7 separate regions of the Homo sapiens genome follow, and all the other regions are linked to region 2. Evidence: chromatin contacts called from ENCODE Hi-C or POLR2A ChIA-PET data. All regions are on one chromosome and are shown on one strand. Each heading gives the region's core, a stretch centred on a gene start or an enhancer-like site at or near the end of the contact. The rest is flanking DNA. Distances are from core to core; before and after follow the strand shown.

Evidence for each region. Hi-C counts contacts between places; a loop is a spot of excess contacts on that map. ChIA-PET counts read pairs that join two places held with the same protein, here RNA polymerase II (POLR2A). Pooled maps may share reads with other maps.
Region 1: a pooled map shows a loop between it and region 2 (14-fold over the local background). The contact joins the promoter of CALHM6 here to the promoter of DCBLD1 in region 2. A Hi-C loop is called at or near these places in 4 of 50 pooled maps.
Region 3: a loop to region 2 is called in a map of naive thymus-derived CD4-positive, alpha-beta T cell, with 6 times the contacts of the local background. The contact joins the promoter of TSPYL4 here to the promoter of DCBLD1 in region 2. A Hi-C loop is called at or near these places in 2 of 168 maps with a recorded cell type or tissue (HepG2 and naive thymus-derived CD4-positive, alpha-beta T cell), 1 of 37 single-sample maps with no recorded cell type and 6 of 50 pooled maps.
Region 4: a map of heart left ventricle shows a loop between it and region 2 (5-fold over the local background). The contact joins the promoter of CEP85L here to the promoter of DCBLD1 in region 2. A Hi-C loop is called at or near these places in 1 of 168 maps with a recorded cell type or tissue (heart left ventricle), 3 of 37 single-sample maps with no recorded cell type and 11 of 50 pooled maps.
Region 5: a pooled map shows a loop between it and region 2 (5-fold over the local background). The contact joins the enhancer-like site here to the promoter of DCBLD1 in region 2. A Hi-C loop is called at or near these places in 1 of 168 maps with a recorded cell type or tissue (endothelial cell of umbilical vein), 2 of 37 single-sample maps with no recorded cell type and 7 of 50 pooled maps. POLR2A ChIA-PET finds 5 or more read pairs at or near these places in 2 of 52 experiments (activated T-cell and naive thymus-derived CD8-positive, alpha-beta T cell).
Region 6: a pooled map shows a loop between it and region 2 (4-fold over the local background). The contact joins the enhancer-like site here to the promoter of DCBLD1 in region 2. A Hi-C loop is called at or near these places in 2 of 37 single-sample maps with no recorded cell type and 2 of 50 pooled maps.
Region 7: a loop to region 2 is called in a map of naive thymus-derived CD4-positive, alpha-beta T cell, with 6 times the contacts of the local background. The contact joins the promoter of MCM9 here to the promoter of DCBLD1 in region 2. A Hi-C loop is called at or near these places in 1 of 168 maps with a recorded cell type or tissue (naive thymus-derived CD4-positive, alpha-beta T cell), 1 of 37 single-sample maps with no recorded cell type and 9 of 50 pooled maps.

The regions. Positions count from the first base shown.
Region 1 is chr6:116,459,694-116,462,624 of GRCh38, forward strand. CALHM6 (calcium homeostasis modulator family member 6) reads left to right here and starts at 1,682. Exons shown (of 3, transcript NM_001010919.3): 1 at 1,682-1,736; 2 at 2,179-2,761. The coding sequence starts at 2,237. It overlaps CALHM6-AS1 (CALHM6 antisense RNA 1), which reads right to left. Exons shown (of 2, transcript NR_174951.1): 2 at 785-1,501. RefSeq lists enhancers at 2,088-2,197, 2,208-2,287 and a silencer at 2,668-2,747.
Region 2 is chr6:117,481,113-117,484,096 of GRCh38, forward strand. DCBLD1 (discoidin, CUB and LCCL domain containing 1) reads left to right here and starts at 1,562. Exons shown (of 15, transcript NM_001366458.2): 1 at 1,562-1,781. The coding sequence starts at 1,670. RefSeq lists a silencer at 1,438-2,017 and enhancers at 2,378-2,457, 2,468-2,517, 2,548-2,597.
Region 3 is chr6:116,252,791-116,255,784 of GRCh38, forward strand. TSPYL4 (TSPY like 4) reads right to left here and starts at 1,285. Exons shown (of 1, transcript NM_021648.5): 1 at 1-1,285. The coding sequence starts at 1,218. It also overlaps a transcript of DSE not described here. RefSeq lists enhancers at 857-1,016, 1,427-1,656.
Region 4 is chr6:118,650,142-118,653,086 of GRCh38, forward strand. It overlaps CEP85L (centrosomal protein 85L), which reads right to left and starts at 1,450. Exons shown (of 13, transcript NM_001042475.3): 1 at 1,056-1,450. The coding sequence starts at 1,128. RefSeq lists silencers at 834-1,143, 1,344-1,803.
Region 5 is chr6:118,704,587-118,707,435 of GRCh38, forward strand. It overlaps a transcript of CEP85L not described here. Among named protein-coding and RNA genes, the nearest start is that of CEP85L, 54 kb to the left of the region's middle. RefSeq lists a silencer at 1,300-1,594. Within about 2 kb of position 1,390, at least 9 of the 41 ENCODE cell types and tissues checked have a DNase peak (open chromatin) inside an H3K27ac peak, as active enhancers do.
Region 6 is chr6:116,408,394-116,411,268 of GRCh38, forward strand. The region is part of intron 2 of DSE (dermatan sulfate epimerase); the gene reads left to right. Among named protein-coding and RNA genes, the nearest start is that of DSE, 39 kb to the left of the region's middle. Within about 2 kb of position 1,543, at least 3 of the 41 ENCODE cell types and tissues checked have a DNase peak (open chromatin) inside an H3K27ac peak, as active enhancers do.
Region 7 is chr6:118,933,892-118,936,742 of GRCh38, forward strand. MCM9 (minichromosome maintenance 9 homologous recombination repair factor) reads right to left here and starts at 1,268. Exons shown (of 14, transcript NM_017696.3): 1 at 1,000-1,268. It overlaps LOC124901389 (a long non-coding RNA gene), which reads left to right and starts at 1,024. Exons shown (of 2, transcript XR_007059729.1): 1 at 1,024-1,099. RefSeq lists silencers at 517-766, 1,017-1,446.

The DNA.
Region 1 (2,931 bases), core at 432-2,931, 1.0 Mb before region 2:
CAGACCATAGGAATGAGGTGAAGGAGGAGATGGTGCTGATTAGATTGAGCCTCAGTGGATGATAAACTATTATAGCACAGTGGTAAAACCCTGGTATGGCTATCAGCAGGTAACCAGGAAAATGCCAGCCATCCCTCTTGGTTTGAGAGATGTGGGAGAATAAATTAATCTCACTCAAGAAGACAGAAGGATGCATTTTTATTAGGTTTCGGTTAGGGGAGATTTGGATAAAGCCATCTGCACAAAGGTTGTGGATATAGTGATGTTTCTGCATGATGGAATATGGGAAAGGGTGGACGAGAGAGGACACATCTTAGAGTATTATGGTAGAGGTGAAGAAGAGTCCAGCAGTAAGAGGAGAGTTACTCAAGGCACAGGGGAAGAAATTTATCTTGGGAGATGACAAATTACAAAGATAACAGTCAGAGCAGAAGTGATTCGCTTCAAACACGCAACTTTGCTGCAAGTTGACAGGAAGCCTAGCAGTATCTGGTCTAATCTCAGAGAAGAGGGCCCCAACTTTCCTGCATGACCATGAAGACCCTCATCTGGGGCTGGCCCCTAAACACATAGAAAAAAGATGTCTATTTACCACATCACTATGGAATGACAGCTTTTGGCACTACGCTAGGCACCCTGCTGGTGGTGTTGGAGAGGGAGTAGTTAAGAAGGCAAGTTGGACTAAGAAAAGAATAATACATTTCTTGTCCATTCTCTAAAAATTCACTTGGTTCCATGGGCTACCTATTCTTTCCAGATAAAATAAGGCAAGCCTGGTGGATGGGCACCAATAAGAACCATTTCATTGTGAACTGCCCACCCAAGCTCCATATCCAGATACTCTCCTTGTGGTGAAGCAGACAGCTAAGGTGTACACCAATTCTCTTAAGGTAGCAGAGTCATTGAGTCACTTAATACTATCCACTGAATTGATCCTCGTTTAAAATTCAAAATTCAGTATTCATCAAGATTCTTAGGTTATGTACAATGTAATTATTTGTTGTCTATTCCCCAAATTGCATTTTAAGGGGAAAACTCTCACACTGATCATTCATTTAACAGACATATCCTATATGTAAAGGCACTTTACATATGCTACTCAATCTACTCATGTCAGTAATCTTGAAAAGTGGGCACTATTATCCTTCTTTTACAAATAAGGATGCTGTGTCTCAGAGGGGCATACTTGTTAAACACACCACAGACAAGATGCACTTGACTTCAAAGCCCATGTTCTTTCAAGCACACCTCAGCTCAGTCTGGAGTCACACAGAGTAAGGCTCAATATCACAAAAGTGGTTACAGTGTTTGTGTCAGAACAACGCTGCTTGAGAAAACTGAAGGTGGAGGAAACAACATTAGATAGATGTAGCTGCAGTTTGAAATTTTGGGTTCAACTAGCATTCTTTGAATAATCATGTATCCCCTTCTGTGCAGATCAGCTTGGTGGTCAGAGTCAGAATTTTACTCTCCTCCAGGCATTGACAGTGTTATGACATATCTGAAAGAAAAGAACATTGTATTGACGAGTAAATCAATACAGTATATTTGGTCTAATGTCCTGAAGGAGATCAGGCAGAGGAGAGAAGAGTCAGTGTGAACTAGGCTGGTGGCTCTGTCCGGTAGGGAGATGGAAAGGGTGCCGCCCATCATAGAAGTACCAGAACTTGAGCTGGACTTTGCTGATTTAGCTTATGGAAGAGGAACCAGAAATTTGTCCTTGAATAATGTTTCCCGTAAGTAATCAGTTTTTTGATAATTATTTGGTTTTACTGTGATCTGGCTTAGTAACTAGGGTGGCTGCAATAGAGGAAAATCTGGTATTTCCCAGTTTTTCCAACTGGCGGCCGTGGGTCAAGAAGGTTAGTTTCCTGGTTCGTTGTCAGATTGGTGGTAATAAAGGAACAAGGTCAACCTTCTGTCAGAGTTCCTGAATTGGGGGAGGAAGATAACTGGTGCCTCTGCCTTTGGAATGGGGTGGGTGCCAGAGAAGTCAAGGTCCTGGGGGTGTTTGCTTGCCTGGTTCTGTTAACCAGAGGTGGTGTGGCTGAAATGAGAAAGTGAAACTTTAGGAAGGTCTGAGAAGCCCTCTTCCCTTTAAAAAAAAAAAAAAAAAGGCTGCTTCTCGCAGAGTGGAAAGCCCCGGTCCCCATCCCACCAAAACCATTTGACAAGCAGGACAACGAAGAGGCAGAAGGATCTGGGCCTGTGCGCGACGCCCCGGGGGACGAGGCTCATGGAGAAGTTTCGGGCGGTGCTGGACCTGCACGTCAAGCACCACAGCGCCTTGGGCTACGGCCTGGTGACCCTGCTGACGGCGGGCGGGGAGCGCATCTTCTCCGCCGTGGCATTCCAGTGCCCGTGCAGCGCCGCCTGGAACCTGCCCTACGGCCTGGTCTTCTTGCTGGTGCCGGCGCTCGCGCTCTTCCTCCTGGGCTACGTGCTGAGCGCACGCACGTGGCGCCTGCTCACCGGATGCTGCTCCAGCGCCCGCGCGAGTTGCGGATCGGCGCTGCGCGGCTCCCTGGTGTGCACGCAAATCAGCGCGGCCGCCGCGCTCGCGCCCCTCACCTGGGTGGCCGTGGCGCTGCTCGGGGGCGCCTTTTACGAGTGCGCGGCCACCGGGAGCGCGGCCTTCGCGCAGCGCCTGTGCCTCGGCCGCAACCGCAGCTGCGCCGCGGAGCTGCCGCTGGTGCCGTGCAACCAGGCCAAGGCGTCGGACGTGCAGGACCTCCTGAAGGATCTGAAGGCTCAGTCGCAGGTCTGCCGCTGGCGCTGGGGGCGTTTGGGAGGAGCCGAGAGGCCGAGCTTTCTCAGGGCCGCTGGGGTGAGGGAAAAATCGGTGACTTTTCTCCAGATATACAGTACCCTAAGAAAATCTAGAATGGCTCCTTGCATCTAATTTGCCGTCAAGAGAATATCTGAATAAAA
Region 2 (2,984 bases), core at 312-2,811:
GTTAGGTACTTTCTCTACATGATAGAACTTAATATACAAATTCAGTATACACTGAATATACACATATATACCCAGTTTGATTCTGGACCTCAGCTCTTCAACAAAGCTGAGGTCCAGAATCAAACCGGGATCCCCTCCATTTCTAAAGCCCAAGTTCTTTCATCTAAGATATGCTGCCTCAGAGAAAGCAAAGCCCCAAAGACAATCTCATTTGAGATTTTATCAGCTTGTTTATTTAGTTAAAAAAAGAAAAGGAAGAGGAAAAAAGGAACGCATGTATGAAATGAGTCTGTCCAGGGTATCCAAAGATCACGAGGGGCCAATGTTTGCCATTGGAGGGGCTGTTGCTTCCTCTCCGCCTCCACGCTTCCCTGCGCTGCACCTCTAGGTGAAACTTCAGCGTGCCGCGCGGTGGTGCGAAGGTGAGGGCAGCGCGCAGAGGAAGTAAACGGGGACTACAGGGGACCAGAGACGTGAGATAGTCCTTAAAATACATATCTAATCTGTCCTCGTCATTTTCCACTGCCACCACCCTATTCAACTACTCGGTGATAACCCTGTAATTCTCCAGTCTCCAATCTGTCCTCCCCAAACCCTTCTCCGCAACTCCTCAAGAGGATCATCGGGTGGAGTCCTTCCCCCTTCTGAACCTTCCGTGGCTGCTCACTACTCCGAGGACCAAGTTAAACATCCTTTAGGTTATTTAGCTGCACGTCCTGGCCCCTACTCTGTACACTAGCTTCTACATCTGGCCGTGTACCCACCTGTTCACTGTGCTCCAGCTACCTGGCCCTTTCCTCCTTCAGCTTCTTTGCACAACTTGTCTGTTTTGGCTCCTGCTTTAATCTCAGCTTTGATGCCACTTAGGCCTTTCCTAGCTGATTCCCGCCCTCACCCCTGTTACCCGCCATCTAATTACAGCTCTCTAAATGTGCTTCAACAGCACCTTTCATGTCACTGATTGCAATTTGCATTGAATACTTGCCTGATTATTTTTGTCTGCAAGTGCCACATGGGTTTAGCCCTGCTCCTGACAAGCACACTGCTGAACTGAGTAACTTTTGAATGAATGAATGAATGAGTGAATAAATCAGTGAAGGTCCTACTTGGCACTGTCATCATCCTATCATCAAAATATTTCGAGTCCCTCGGTGTTGCTATCCCTGGCATGCCCATCCCCGCGGGCTGGCAAAACCCTGGAGGGGGCAGCCTCCCAAGGCACCGCCGCGGGCTCAGCCCATCTAGGAATGACTCCCGCACCACGCGGCGAGGGGCGGGTCCGGCGGCGAGGTGTCCTGCTGCCTAGCAGGTTCACGTGTACTGGTGCAGGTGGGGAGGAAGGCAAGGAAGGAGCGCAGCAGGGCGCGCCAGATACGTGGAGGGGAGCGCGGGCGGCGCCTCGCTCGCCTCCGGCTTCGCCGTCGGTCACTGCCTGGGAACGCGACTTCCTCCTCTAGGGGCCGACGTGCGGGGCGGGGCGGGGCCGGGCGGGAGACGCCCCCGCAGGGCTGGGCTGAAAGCCGCCCCAATGGGATTCGGTGCGGGGCAGCGACTGCGCCCCGTCCCGGCGCCGCGCTCGTCCGCAGAGGAGGCGGCCCGGCCCGGGCAGCTGCGGCTCGGGATCCGTCGAGGGGAGGCCGAGCTTGCCAAGCTGGCGCCCAGCGGGGTCATGGTGCCCGGCGCCCGCGGCGGCGGCGCACTGGCGCGGGCTGCCGGGCGGGGCCTCCTGGCTTTGCTGCTCGCGGTCTCCGCCCCGCTCCGGCTGCAGGCGGAGGAGCTGGGTGAGTGGAGCGCGTCCGGCTGGCGGCGGGACCCGAGGCGCCAGGGGCGGGCTGAGGGCTGCGGGGCGGGCCGGGCCGGGCCGAGGGCTACGGGGCGGGCCGGGCCTGGGGGGACGGAGCGCGGGAGGAAGTCGGGCTCGCCGCCTGCCATCCGCGGAGTCCGGCTCTACCCGCGGGGCTGGGGGTGAAGTAGGTTACTGCATTCCTTGTCGCTCCCCCACCAAACTCCTTCCTTCCCCCAAAACCAGAGAATTAACCTGGCGTCTCTGCACTTTCTCTCCGCCGCCCCCCAGCCCATTTCACTTAGTTTCCAGACTTCCTGACTCTGCTGGCCCCGTGAGAAGTGACCTGACCCCGAGGGTCGCCTTAGGGGACAGCCGTGTGCAGGGCCAGTTCTTTCCAGCTGCCTTTTGACAAAGCCGCTCCTCGGCCGGCGCTGGGCCCTGCCCTCCCTGCCGTCGCTCCTCCCGCGCGGAATTGGAATCCCGGCGTGTGCGTTCGGGGCTCGTGCGGAATGGCCGGGGCACGTTTGCCGAGGTTGGCCTTGGACGCTGGCGAGCAGGCGGTGCTGCCACCTCCTCTCGAGTGTCCTGCTGGCGCCGCAAGTTGGAATCGTGTGGCTTCCTGTGTATTTGAGCCGGTAGACTCTCAACCAGGCTGCTTTTTCTCTGGAGCTGGTCTTTGACTTGGAGTTAGACCTAATTAACCCACAACCGAGTTTACCCTCTGCCTGTCCAGCATATTAAAGCAGCAACCCCCTTTACCAGCCCTGGGTGTCCCTATTTCATTCGTCCTCATTAATTAGTGCTTTTTTTTTTTTAATAGCAAGGGCCAGCTTTCTGCCGAGTTGTTTCAGTGTTTCCTCTCCTCCCTTGCTCCTGGCCGTATATGCCTGAGCTTATTTAATGGCGCTGAGTCTATCCGGAGTACTTTGACAGCTCCCCCAACCACCATGCTTTCTGGTGAAACAAGAATCAAAACTAAAACCAATGCCGGCATTTTTTTCACTGAACTATGCCTCCATTCTGAAACATTGATACTCGAGATGGTGGTGGTGGTTCCTAAGTTTATATTACATACCAGTTTGTTTAAAAAAACAAAATCCCCAAAACCCTAAAGTGATTTTGTCTGGTACTGTAGCACAATACTAGGCAGATTGTAAAATTGTAATAAATACGTAAGATTTTGTTAAATGCGTAGGAC
Region 3 (2,994 bases), core at 35-2,534, 1.2 Mb before region 2:
GGCGCTCTCCACTGGCTGCCTTGGTGGGCCTCGAATTCCTCTACGGGGCCCTTCACCCATCAGGTAGTATTGTAGGGGATTGGGCCACAGTTCTCCTTTGATAATCTCTGCAATTCTGTCGAATTCTAGAAGGCTGTGGTCTGAAAACCAGTTGAAGAAACTAGGGATAGTGTTCCCTTCCCGGTTTCTGTGGATATGAGCCTGGGGGTCTTGGCCTCGGTGCCAGCGGATTGGAGTGGAAAGAGACACCACCCGGCCAGAGGATCTGCGTTCATATTCCTTGACAAGCCCCTCATTTCGGAAGTAGGGGTTGCCCTGAAAGATGAACTTGAATTTGCAGCCTGCTCTGGGGTGTTTAAGCTCCTCCACCTCCAAATTGATCATGTACCTCAGCATGTCTTCATCTTGGCCACTGATCATAGGTGACAGCTGGGGGTGGTTTCGAAAGGCAGTAACCCAGAAACCTGGGATATTCTGGATAATGAAACTTCTGCGCTGCATGTGGAGCCTTCGCATGCGGCCAAACTTGCGCTCAAGCTGAAGGAAGGCCCTGTCAGCCTGGGCATTTACGTTTGACAACTCTTGATCGATGGCCTCCAGTGAGTCCATGCAGTTATTGATCTTCGGGGCCCTGGGCCGTGTCTCCTCTTTCACCCCTCCTGCCACCTTTTTTTCCTTCTGCACTACCTTCTTTTCCTCCATCGCCGCCCCTGCTTCTCCCTCCTTTTCCACTGCTGCCGAGATGGCGCGTTTTTTAGTCGTCACTTCCTTGGCCTTCTTCCCCGGTATCATCTGAGACCCCAAGCCCCCTGCGCCACAGGCTTCTAGAGCCTTCTGCCCAGCAGGGCCACGGGGCTCTCCAAGCTGACAGCCATTTTTCTGGCTGCTGTCAGCAGCCTCGGCGGCAGAGGCTGCTTCCAGACCTTTCGTAGAAGGTGGAGCATCCTCCTGCCCGGCTTTGGTCGCTGCACCGCCGCGACTCCCGGCAACTGGGACGCGGAGCGCGGGGCCACAGTCGACAGGATCCTGGGATGCACCCCCCTCCGCAACGGTCTCCAGGCTGCCCCCACCTGTGTTCGCCATCACCTGTGTCGCCTCGGTTTCTTCACGGAGCCCTTGGCACTGGTCTCGGTCCGGATCTCCTGAGGCATGGTCGGGAGCAGCCAGGCCGCCGGTTTGGGCGAGAGGGAGCTTGTTGCCCCCATCCAGGCCGCTCATTTTGGAAGAAGTCAGACTAGTGGGAGAGGGAGAGTTCCTTGTCCTCCGCAGCGGCCGAGCTCTGCCCGAAACGTCTAGCACCACCCCTCCTTTACTCTCGGCGGTGCTACCATGGCAACTGGTGATGTCAGGGCGGTAGCGTCGTAACATCGCGCGAGAACTCTCTGCGCGGTTGACTACGCTTATCAATCCATCGTATTCCTTTGTCTTCTTGTCACAAAAAGAATTTCGTCAGTCTGGAAGGGGAGTTTTACTTACGTAAATGGATGTAGACCAGACTCAAGCATGTAAGAACTGTGTTAATGTGGATTTCTAAGCCTCTGAATGAATTTCTAAGGCACCTAACCTATTGTTTCTGAAAATATTTACTTTAAGGTGAGTTACTGTCTATTCAAGTCAGTTCATAGGGCTTCTCCTGAGTAGGAAAGTGGATTCACGAACTCACAGGCCTTCCTTCTTTTAAGGTGTGGATTCATGGCTATTACCAAAGAATTTAAATGAGCAGAGTTTGATTTTAAAGAGAAGTGTTGCTGTGTTGTTATTTTTAAAATTAAGGAGCAGCTGAAAGGCAAACTTCTCTCATCCTAACAAGACATAATAAAGGAATATTTCAATTTGTCTTACAGATTTTAAAGTTTATATAATTTGGCCAACATCTACAAAACAAGTGGACAATATTTCCTCTTCACTTTTAACAAAGAGTAGCAAAATGTTTTTCCTTACGTAGAGGTGACTGGCACACGAGCACAAATTTAGGCTTTTAAGCATTACTGAAAGAAATATCTCAGGGGATTTTAATTTCTAAACTGATGCATATGTTCTTTTCCTCAGGTTACAATCTTAATCTAAAAGTGGTTCCTGCTTCATAATGCCTGTGGACATGAAGCTAACAAATCTTTTCAAAATGTGTTCATGTGGTAATTCACTGCAGCACAGGAGCAATAATCAGCTATGTGCAGGCATCTATGCTACTGTCTCTTAAAATACTTTAAAAGTAAGGTTAGTTATTGTCTATTCGAGTCAGTTAGCTCTTACAATTCATTTGATAGTGATTATCAGTACAATATATTAGTTTGTTGGAGTGTGAGAATAATGGTGTTAATCCTTAGAAAAATGCAAGACCAAAGGGAAATTTAAATTTTGCATATTTATGTTTAATGTCAAATTTATATTCAAATAAACGGTTATGATTATAACTCTTTGTAAAAGAAACTCCATTTTAAGCCCCCCAGATTATGATCACTTTCAAATACAGGCTCAGAAGTACAGATTTAGAGAAAAAGGATTCCTCTTAGAGGAATACATCATATATACTGAGACTTCTAGCGAGGGAAGGAGTGTAGTTCTGGTTCAACTAAGATAAAGTACTGATGAAAGGTCACTGGCAGACAATACGGAGAAACAGCCTGCCTTGCAGGATTTTTTGTATGCCTAGTCAGCCTACCCAAGGACAATGTGTCCAGAATGACCTCTTTACTGCCTGCCAGCTAATCAGTTATCCCATAAGAAATATGCAAACAAGATTCACACAGCAGAGAGCAATTATTTTTCTCTCCCTCTTTCCTCTTTGTCTTAATAAACGCTCTTTTTTTATTTGTGGGGTGAAATCAATCTATTGAGGTATCGTCTTTGTAAACACATAAACAGCGTGCTATAATTGACTTTGTGACTTTGAATTATTGACACTGCTCTGTTTCTTTTCCAAAGAACCTTTGCACTGTTGAAAGAGTAACTTTTCCATTATAACCTGAGTCAAGATGAAGAGAAGCAGGGAAT
Region 4 (2,945 bases), core at 200-2,699, 1.2 Mb after region 2:
AACACTTTGTGGAGCAAGGTTACTTAACAGGAGTCCCAGAAACAGCTAAAATTGTAGGGAAAATTTTGCGTATGTATATATGGCATTGTTTTTTCTGCGCAGAATGTCCATATAACTCAGTTTCTCAAAAGGCCTCAAAACTCAAGATTAAAAGTGCCTGGAAAGACCATCATCTTTAGAGAACATATCACAGGCAACCCAAGACTTATTTTTTATCCCAAGTTAGGGGAGGATTTATCCTAATTTTGTGGCTCCTACACAACTTCTGAGCGACGCAAGCATGAAATGGCTGTCCGATACAAACAGACCCCTTCAGATACGGAATGCAGCAAACCCCTAATTTTCCTTGAAGGGGCCACGGAAAGCCAAACGGATTCGTAACCCGGTTGCTCAATGGTCCATTGGCTACTGCAGGACGCGCCCTCCTCTTACGCCGCAGGGGCTGCGGGGCGGCGACCAGGTTCCTCCGAGGGGCTGAAGTTCCCTTGGGGGTGGCTGAGAGCGGCCGCATCTCTGGCAGCATCCTCCCTCCCGAAAACGCGCCCTAAAAGTAGCGGCTGCGGGCGTGGGCACAGCCAACCCCAGCCTGCGCCTACCAGAAGTCGGGAGGGCGCGGAACTGCGGCCCCTCCGAGACGCGCCCGGGCCGCCGCCGCAGCACTGTCGCAGCGACCTTCCCGCCCGGGTCCCCGCGAGCAAACGGGCAAGCCCCGTTATCACGCAGGTCACACACCCCACGAGTAAAAGGAAAAAACCGGGCAGACAATAAAGCCCAACCCGCGGGGGCCCAAGCGAGCTGGAAGTTGGGGGCGCTGGGGCTGCAGCCCAAGGAGGAGCGGCGGGGACGACGGGATGCGGGGCTGATGCGCCTGGGACGCGGCAAGCCATATGTCAGCCCGGGTGCTGACAGCGGGGAGGACACTGGGCACGCGGCGGCGTCGGGGAGGCGGCCGGGGTAAGACAGGCCTGAGGCGGGAGGGGAGCGGCGGCGAGGTCCCGAGGCGCCGCGGTCGGCCGTGACCCCCACCCCAGCCGGGGCGCTGTCCCGTTCCTTACCGGCAGGGAAGCTGCGGGCTCCGCCGGGGCTATCCCGGCCGCTGGCCTCCGGAGCCAGGAAGCGCCCCCACATCGCGGGCGAGAGGGCCGGGTGGGCCAGGGACGCCCGACTCCTCACGTCCGTCCTCCTGCTTCTTCGGCGGCGGAAACTTGCGCGGAGCGTGGGCCTCGGCGACACGGGCAGGAGGAAAGGCGGGATGGCTGGTTAACGGCTGCTCAGCTACGGGCGGGGAGCGCAGGGGCCAGATTCGCCGCACTGCCGGCGCCTGCCATGGCCAAGCCGGCTGGGCTGAGGCCCGCGCCGGGGAAGCGGCGACTCGGCGGTGACGGCTGCTAGATCCCCGGCTGAGCCCAGGCTCAAAGGCTCCAGGCGAAGTTGCAGCTGCGGGTTCTCTCCGCCCCCTCCGCCGGCAGAGCCAGAGCCGGGGCTGGGGCCGCGAGGGGGCGGGGCCTCGGGCAATGACTTCAGGCGTGCGCGGCGCCGCGCGGGGCGGGGACTGCGGGGGGCGGGGACTGCGGGGGGCGGGTGAGCTACCCCGACCCCGCTTCGCCTCCTTGGCGGCGACTGGGCTGTCCCGCCCTCCCGCCGCATCCCTCTGTCTCCATCCTCCCGCCCTGCGAGTTGAGTAGAGGGCAGCGACTTGGCCTATTTTGCGATACTCGCCCCTCCCTTGGGTAATCCCTCACGCCCTCCCTCCGGGCACCTCTGTGAAGACACGTGGAAGACCTGCCCCTGGCGTCACAACCGCTCGAGATGAAAAAGCCAAGCCAGGGCGCGGCTGAGGGGGCTTCCAGCCTCCCTTGGAATTAGGATTGGGATTTAAATCCTCATCTGTATTCCTTCGTTTATAGATTACTTTAGGGGCAGAAAAGGGGTGGTTTTCCTTTACTAATTTAATGGGGGCGTGGGGGCAACACAGGCACCAGAATATAGCACCGGGATGTGCACCGGAAAAGGCCCGGGGGTAATTAGTACCCGAGGGGGAGAGGGGCCGTCATTGTAATCGCACAACGTTTCAGATTAGCAAGCAGAAAGTAAAAATGGCACCAAAGTCTGTAAAGGGAGCCCTTTCCTCCTTGCCCCCTACTCCTTCACGTTCTTCCTCTTCTTGGCCAGTTTCCACCCTTCACCTGAACCCTTAGTGCAGGAGGAGACGTCCTAAGGAAGGGCGAAAAGGGACAGCATCGTTTTATTTTTAAATCTTACTTCTCACTGGCAATATGGTGATGCTTCCAACGTTTAGTTACGAACTAGTTCGTATAAAAAATTCTGGGCCAGCACTGTGGTGGGAGGCGGGCTCTGCAGTAGGCCCATCACTCAGAGGTAAGTCGGAACGCAGGTCGCTTAACTAGAGAGGCTTTGAGTTCCGCTTTTCCTGTTCTGGAATCTTGCTAACAAAGGCCTCATATTTGCATTTTTCCCTTAAAGACATTTTAATTGGGAAATACTACTTAAAATTCTTGGAAGTTAAATTAGATTTAGGTGTGTGTTCTATCACTTACCACATCCGTGTTGTAATTTATCTGATTGGAGTTTTACATTTAGTCTCCCTGTGGTAGACTTCCAATTATTTCTCCAAATCATGTAATGTTAGCCAAGGGTCAGCTGTTTCTGATGATAAAAAGATACAGAAACATGAAAGACGAATGTGATTGGTTCCTTTTTATTATTTTAATGTGCACTAGCTCGTTTTATCTAACACTTGAAGAGGATAGATTTTTTTAAGTCCCAAAAAGAAAATTAGCAGAAGCTATAGCACTATGTATAGATTTTTTTTTCATGCTTTGTAGTTACCACAGTCTCAGGAACAGAATTTTTGAAATTCATTTGTGATGCAGTTCTAAGAAGTGTATAAAATATTACAGAAATATCTTGGCCTTTGCGAGTTT
Region 5 (2,849 bases), core at 140-2,639, 1.2 Mb after region 2:
CAGCCTTCCGAGTAGCTGGGATTGCAGGCACCCGCCACCATGCCCGGCTAATTTTTGTATTTTTAGTAGAGACAGGGTTTCACCACGTTGGCCAGGCTGGTCTCAAACTCCTGACTTCAAGTGATCCTCCTGCCTCGGCCTCCCACAGTGCTGGGATTACAGGCTTGAGCCACCACGCCTGGCCAAAAGAGCCTAGTTTTAAGCTAAGAGTTCATGGCGCTGGGGCATTTTATTCCTCCATTTGCCTAGCAGCTTCCACTGCAGATGTTTTCTTACCCTTCTGGCTATTTTCACCTTTCTTTCAGTGGCTTTTTTTTCCATTTTTAAAAATTCACAGGCTTCCTGTTTCTAAGTATTTACCACATTTCTGTTCATGCTTTTTCCCTGACTTTTATTTTTCACCCCTTCTTAGCCCTCTCTCCCAACCACATCTGTTTTACTCCCTTTCATTTTTTCCCCATTCCTTTATTCCCTGCTGTCCTGTTTTTCTTTGTTCAATTCAGAACATCAGCCGGAAGCTTCCCTGTTGCTAAGTAACCACATCACCCACACACACCCTTTTCCATTTTCAACTTATTTCTTCTGTTTTAATAAACTCATGGGGCCGAACAGTCTCTAAAAGAAAACGAGAGGTGCTGCTGTCTTCTCTTCATGCAGCAGAGATGCATACCCTCTCATATCCTGCCTTTTCTTATTAGATTTTGGCTTCTTGTTTTATTGATAATTTGCCCCAGACTGTGAGATAACACTAAATAAGCACAAAATATCTTTTTGGGCTTGGACAATTTGCAGAAGGGAGGAAGAGATATAATTTCTGCAGAAGGAACAATGAAAATGTTTAAAATATAGTTACAAGGCATGGCATGGGCTCATTGAAGGGTGTTTGCCTTGACCCCGGAACCAAATCCAGCCCTCCCTAGTAAAAGGTTTCCATTAGGGATCAAGTTAGCTAGCAAGTCCCTCTTAACATTGTTGAGTTGTGAGGAAGCTACTAATGGCATGGTAAGTGTGATTTGCACAAAATGAAGGATAAAACAATACAAGAAATCATTATGTGGTTTTCCAAATCTCAATCCTTTTCCAGACATCAATCTGACATGGCACTTGTGCCAAAGGCATAATTGGAGGTGTGTGAGCCCTTCTCACAATATGCTCTTGAGGGATTCCAAGTCTTCTGGCACATTTTAATAATTTAATGGGAATGGTAACTCCATATGTCCAAACACTAGGGCAGAGTAACAGAGATACCAGGAGATTTGAAAAAAAATCTTTTCACCCTTGCAATACCATAAATAATTTCCTTGCCTGGTGTGAATTCTTTCTCTGACCTCTTGCATTTATGCAATGCCTGGGAGGCCTTTCCTGCTAAGCCCGCCCCCACATTGTTGCTCTCAGCTTTTTGCCCACAGTGAGCACTGTGCTAATTGGGTAGATTTGGGAGCTGCTTCTTAAGAAGTATCACGGCCGTCTATGTAGGTGTGTGTCCCAGCTCCTCTGGTAGTGCTCTGTGCTCTCTGTCAGGGAAGGGCTCGTATCCAGCATGTAATGAATACTCAATAAGTTGCCTTAAATTTAACCACAGAACACAGACACTCTGACAAGGGGATTATTTTTAGTTTCATTTTCTAGATAGAAGAACAGTGGTTTTCTTCATATTGAAGTCTAAGTTCATCAATCAAAGTGCCAGAAATGAAGCTGATGCATTTCCATCACTATCCTGAAATGCAGATGGAGCATTTCAGTAGAGGGAAATTTCAAAAGCTTTATTTGTCAAGACCTGTTGATATTCTGAAAGCAGAAACCCTGTAAGACTAAAACCTACTCTAAGGTATTCTAAGAATGCCTAGCCAGAACTGGAATTGGCAAGCTTTTTCTTTCTAGAATCTAGCCCCTTTGAGATGTTAGGTCTTCTGAGAGTTTCAGAAAGTTTTAACATAATTTCAACTTTTATCTTAGGGTAACCTCAACTGATGAAACATACATTTGAACCTCCTGGAATTTTTATTTTATGTGCCACTTACTTTAAATTATACAAAACCTTCACTGTCTTCCAGTATTCACTTCTCTTTTAACTTTCTTTTCTCAACTTGAGATATCAGGAAACGCCACCATGTCATATTTTCTTTTCTTACATTTTTGAACATCTAATTCCTTTTTTCCTTTCCGTCCTCCTCATCAATGTGGTCTAGTCTTATAGGGAACTTTTCTCTCCAATCACAATCCCCTCCTCTTCCACTTCTCGCTTAGCTACTCTTCCCACACCCCAAAAAGACTCTCGCTTTGTGATTCCAGTCCTGGAATTCTTTCCCTATTAGTGTCCTCTTCACTTCACTGCTTCCCTACCCCATGGAGCTCTCATGAGCCATCCCTTTAACCATTCTCTTCAGTATCTCAGTTCCCTTGCCCCTCATTGGCCTGGCAAATCCCCAAACTTCAATGAGTTCATCTTCATATCTCCCTGTCTGAGCCCAGGCTATCTCTCCTGGAGAGAGATCACAACTCTGCCATGGATGCCATTCCAACTCTGTGACCCCAAGTACTGGTCCCTCCAGGCTGGTCCCAGCAGTCCTCCTGGGTTTCCTTCTCATATTCCTCCTCATCTGCTTTTTTTTTTTTTTTCTTTTTTGAGACAGGCTCTTACTCTGTCACCCAGACTGAGCTCATTGGAGCCTCAGCTCATTGCAGCCTCAACTTCCCAGGCTCAGATGATCCTCTCACCACCTCAGCCTCCCCAGTAGCTGGGACTACAGGTGTGTGCCACCATGCCCAGCTAATTTTTGTATTTTTTGTAGAGATAAAATTTTGCCATGTTGCCCAGGATGGAATGAAACTCCTGGGCTCAAGCAATC
Region 6 (2,875 bases), core at 293-2,792, 1.1 Mb before region 2:
AAGAGCCACATATGGTATACCTGCCACAAAGACACTAATTAATTATATTGAATGAATGGATGGATGAATGAATGAATAATCTGTCTTATTTTTATTGAGAGTCTAAGCTTACTGAGAGCAGAAGTCCTGGATCTGTATACAACTTTGAAACTGATTTGGTGCCCTGCGTACTGTGGCTGCTCCTACTTATCTGGTCTCACTTTCACTCTGAAGACGTGCCTGTCATCAGCCGTTTGTCTGTCAGCCTGTAATCACAGAGACACTGTACCTTTGACGTACTTGGAGGCCAGTAGGAAGAATGTCAGGATTTGACATCTTGGTGCATAGCTCAGCAGAGAATCTCAGATTACCTGGTCTTTGAAGTATTCCTCCTGCACCTGGCCTTCTCTCCTCCCTGATCCCTTGAATTTTGGTGTTCATCTTCTTACATGCATGTAATGTCCATGTGTGCTCCTTATCAGGTAACTACAACAGAGTTTTGTTTTTATTCACTTTAAAGCCACCTGCTTCAGTCTTTGAAATGAATGGCGGTGCTGTTAAGCAAGGGGAGGCGATAGTTTGTTGGAATTAAGAGCAAGGACTGTGGAGCCAGTCTGCCAGTGTTCCAATTACATTTATGAGCTGTGTGACCTTGAGAATGTTACTTGACTTCTCTGTGGCTCAGTTTCCTCATTTGTAATTTGGGGATATATATGATATATACTTCATACTATGAAGGATTAGTTAATGAAACAGTACATAGCATAATGTGTTAACTATTATTGTTATCTTTATTACTTCACTTATATTTTGTGTTCTTATAAATTGATGCCAAAGGCAATTTTCATTTATCGATAAATGTATGCACATATTCACTTTATATAAGTTTACTGTATTTGTTTTTTTGTTTTTTTGTTTTTTGGAGACAGAGTCTCGCTCTGTCGCCCAGGCTGGAGTGCAGTGGTGTGATCTTGGCTCACTGCAAGCTCCGCCTCCTGGGTTCATGCCATTCTCCTGCCTCAGCCTCCCGAGTAGGCTCGGACTACAGGTGCCCACCACCACGCCTGGCTAATTTTTTGTATTTTTTTAGTAGAGACGGGGTTTCACCATGTTAGCCAGGATGGTCTCGATCTCCTGACCTCATGATCCGCCCACCTTGGCCTCCCAAAGTGCTGGGATTACAGGCGTGAGCCAACACGCCCGGCCAATATAAGTTTATTGTATACTTGCTCTGTTCTGGGTATTTTATTAGGCATTGGAGATACAAAAATTTCAAGACGTGTTATGTATCTCTTTTGCCTGGAGTTGTTGGTCTATGGAAGATATAAATACTAATACTATTAGCATATTAATACTAGTAGTGGGATAAGTGCTGTGACTGGGAAACTACAGTGTGTAATGGGAAGATCTAGGAATACTTTGCCCAACATTGGAGTGTCAGGGAAGGCTTTCCTGCTGAGTCCTGAAGGACAGATAGGAACCAGCCACGTGAAGGGGAAAAAGGAGCCGTGCTTGACTGTTCAAGCACAAGTAGCTGCTGTACAAAGGCCTGGAGATAAAAGAAAGCAGAGTGCTTTTGAGGAACTGAAAATTTAGTGTAGGGAGGAAACTAGCAAGTGTTGAGGCTTTGGGTAGAGAGCCAGATGCTGCCAGGCCTTGTCTACTATATAAAGGAGCTTGGACTTTTTTTTACAAGTACTGTGAAGCCACTGAAAGGTGTAACAGGGCAGTGACATGATCAGATTTATGTATGTACGTTAACCTTTTCATTGAAAAATAAAAGTAGAATATTATATGAATAAATGTGTAGCTGATAAAGTATTTTGACGCAAACACCCTGGTAAGTACAACACAGGTCAAGAAATAGGACTTTGCCAGTCACTCCCTGAAGCCCCTTCATGGGCCACATCCCAGTCCCAGTTCCCTCCCTTCCCACAAAGACTACCCTGATGCCCCAGTGCCTACAGGCGTCATGTCCTTGTGTTCCCTTATAGTTCATCCAAATGTGCATCTCTAGGCATTATCATTTAATCTTGCTCATTTTTTAAATGTCTTTTAAGGCTTCAAAAAAAATCTACAGGCCGAGCGTGGTGGCTCACGCCTGTAATCTCAGCACTTTGGTAGGCAGAGGCAGGCGGATCACAAGGTCAGGAGATCGAGACCATCATGGCTAACACGGTGAAACCCTGTCTCTACTAAAAATACAAAAAAATTAGCTGGGTGTGGTGACACACGCCTGTAGTCCCAGCTACTGGGGAGGCTGAGGCAGGAGAATGGCGTGAACCCAGGAGGCAGAGCTTACAGTGAGCCAAGATCGCTCCACTGCACTCCAGCCTGGGCGACAGAGCGAGACTCTGTCTCAAAAAAAAAAAAAAAAAAAAAAAAAAAAAAAAAGAAGAAGAAGAATCTTGTTGTGGGAGTAGATTGCCAATGTCAAACCAGGAAGTCAAGTAGGCCTTTGGTGTTTATCTAAATGAAAACCTAGAATAGGAAATAATTGACAAGTTCCAGTAATAAATAATTAGCATTCATAAGACTTGACAGTTGTATTTGAGGGCCAAAGGAGACAAAGAATTTTCTTTATGGGATGGTGGGATCTCTCAGTGGGCTTCTAATACTTGGAGCTATTGAGGAATGCTATAAATAATAAAGGTTTGGATTTGGATATACAGAATTGAAGTGCCTGTGGGCCCAAGAGGAGATATCCAATTTATATCTCTCAAGCTTTATTTTTAGCTGCTTCCTGTTTGCCAGTGGTACACTGTAACTTAAGAATGGGTGTGTGTATGTGTGTGTGTGTTGTGCGTGTGTGTGTCTCAGTCATAAAAAAATATATCCAATATGAAATATGCTTTCAGGTACAATATATATCCTTTCTGTTGATGATAGAAAAATG
Region 7 (2,851 bases), core at 18-2,517, 1.5 Mb after region 2:
AATATAAATTCAGCCAAGTGTAAAGCAGAAAAAGCACTTGGGAAGGAATATCTCCACAATGTGGACTTTGCCCAAAAAAAAAAAAAAAAAAATCTGGACTCCCAACAGTGGCTACAAGAGAATCACTATGATTCTATTAAAGCATATTAAGTTTAGAGCCACAAATTTAGCAATTTGAAAAACAGCTCCACACAAGGCAGGAAAAGGGCAGCAGCAGAATTCAACGTTCAAATTAAGGTCAGATTAAATTTTGCCTAGTTAGGCTAGCATTTCTATGGTTATATGGACCATCGTTATTCATTCCCTTTCAACATCTATGCAAAACTGACTAATCAACTGTGTTATCAGCAGTTTGCTAAATCAATAAACGTACCTACTACCCACCCAGATAGACACTGGAGGGACTTTTTGTTTTGAGAAGGGTCATTTCACAACTTTCAAGTTCTCTTTCCTTTTCTTATTGAATATTTGGGGTCAAAATAAAATCATTTGCTTTACTTTGTCCTCTTGACCACAGCGAAGCGTCGAAAAGAAGACAGGAGAGTGCCTAACTGCACTGGCATCCCCCAGCTGTCTCCGGGAATCGCGGCAGCCCCGCCCCGCCCGCCTGCACCTGCCGGGAGCCCCGCCCCCTCCGCGCGGGCTGGCGGGACGCGCGCCCTCGGCCCCGCCCCACTCCCTCCGCCCCTCTCACTGCGGGGGCGCGCCATTTCGCGCCTCCGGGCCGCTCGGCTGCCCCAGGGGCGCCTGGCAAACGTGGAGTCGCTCGGTTTTGGAGGCATGCTTTCCAAACTTTCTAATTCACAGGGTCTTTGCACGCAGCCCCTGCCCCACAACACCTTGGCAGTCTCTGAGACTTCTGGGGCTCTTCTCCCGGGCAGCTCCCGTGCCTGTCCGGTCCCGGAGTTGAATAGTTTTTGAAGTAATGAGACGGGAACGAGACTTGGGACGAACTGGAGAAAAACATAACCGCGAAAGGAGGAGGCGGCTATCACTTACTGGCTGTGTCAGAAGTCGCCGGGAACGCGTTGCTCCCGAGGCCGAAGGGCCCAGAGAGCTCCAGCCAGGCAGCGGGTTCGTCTCCGGCGCAAGAAGGCTGGTGAGGCGGAGTGCGCGCGTGCACGTGGCCGCTCGAGGCGCCACCGGCCGCGGGGACGCGCGGGCTGTGTCGGGCGGCCTAGCGCCTGCGGCTCTGCCGGGCCTGCGCTCTCGACCGACGCCGGGCCGCGCACCGCCTCAACTTCCCTGCCCCGGCGGCTCTTCCGGATGGAGACGAGGCAGCGGGGCGGGGTGGAGCGGAGCGGGCGGATTGGGGCGGAGCCAGGAGGGTCCCGGGCGGGGAGAGGGGCGGGACCCGAGCAGTGACCTCAGGCTAAGTGGCCAGAGCAGGGTTGTGCGGCGGCTCAGATCGGATCTTAGGGTTTGTTTTTTGTCTGTCCAAGGAATTTGCCTAACCCAAGGCCACAGAGGATCTCTTCTGTGTTTTCTGACACAAGTTTTAGAATTTTAGGTTTTATATTGAGGTCTGTGATCCAATTAGAGCTAATTTTTGTCTGTGGTGCAAAGTATGGATCTTAGGTCATTTTTTTGTATGTGAATAGTGTCATTTGTTTAGAGAGCTTTCTTTTTCTCACTGAATAGCTTTTGCACCTATGTTTAAAATCAGTTGTCCCTAAAGCATCAGTTGTGGGTCTATTCTTAGACTTTCTATTCTGTTCCGACAATTTATTATATTTCTCTCTACAAAAATACCACATTGTCTTGATTCCTGTAGATTCGTAAGAGTCTTAAAATCAGATCGTGTTTGGCCTCCAATTTTTTGTTATTTTTCAAAAATGTTCTGGCTCATCTAGTCCCTTGGGTTTTCATATGAATGTTAAAATCAGCTTGTCACTTTAAAAAGTTGGGATTGTGATTGGTTACATTTCGTCTATAGATCCATGTAAGAATAATTTACATGTTAACAATATTTAGTAATGACCCTTAAAGTAAGCCTCTTCATTTATTTAGGTGTTATTTCACTCAGCAAATGTTTTGATCTTTTGTCAGGTCTAGTCTTATATAGTCCATTTTCACAGTGCTAATAAAGACATACCTGGGACTGAGTAATTTATAAAGGAAAGACGTTTAATTGACTTACAGTTCAGCATGGCTGGGGAGACTTCAGGAAACTTAAAATCATGGCAGAAGCGGGAGCAAACCTCCTTCTTCACAGGGCTGCAGGAAGGAGAAGTGAGGAGCAAGGAGGGAAAAGCCCCTTAGAAAACCATCAGATCTTGTGATACCTCACTCACTATCAGAGAACAGCATGGGAATAACCACCCCCATGATTCAGTTACCTCCCACCGGGTCCCTCCCACAACACCTGGGGATTATGGTAACTACAGTTCAAGATGAGGTTTGGGCAGGGACACAGCCAAACCATATCACCCTATGTCAGATTTATCCATAAATCTAAGGATGGGGGAAAAATATACTTCTTGATATTATGTAAATGACATTTTAAATTTTCAGTTGTTCTTTGATAGTGTCTTAGTCTGTGTTGCTAAAAAGGAATGCCTGAGACTGAATAATTTACAAATAAAAGAGGTTTATTTGGCTCACACTTCTGCAGGCTGCTTCTGGTGAGGGCTTCAGGCTGCTTCCACTCAGTGAAGGGGAGGCTGCCTGTGCAGATCACATGGCCAGAAGAGAAGCAAGAGAAAGGGGAGGTAGTGGTCAGGCTCTTTTTAACAATCAGCTCTGGAGGCAACTAACAGAATGAGAACTCATTATGCAATGGCAGCACTAAGTTTTCCTGAAGGATCTGCCCCTGTGACCCAGACACCCCCAACTAGGCCCCACACTTGGG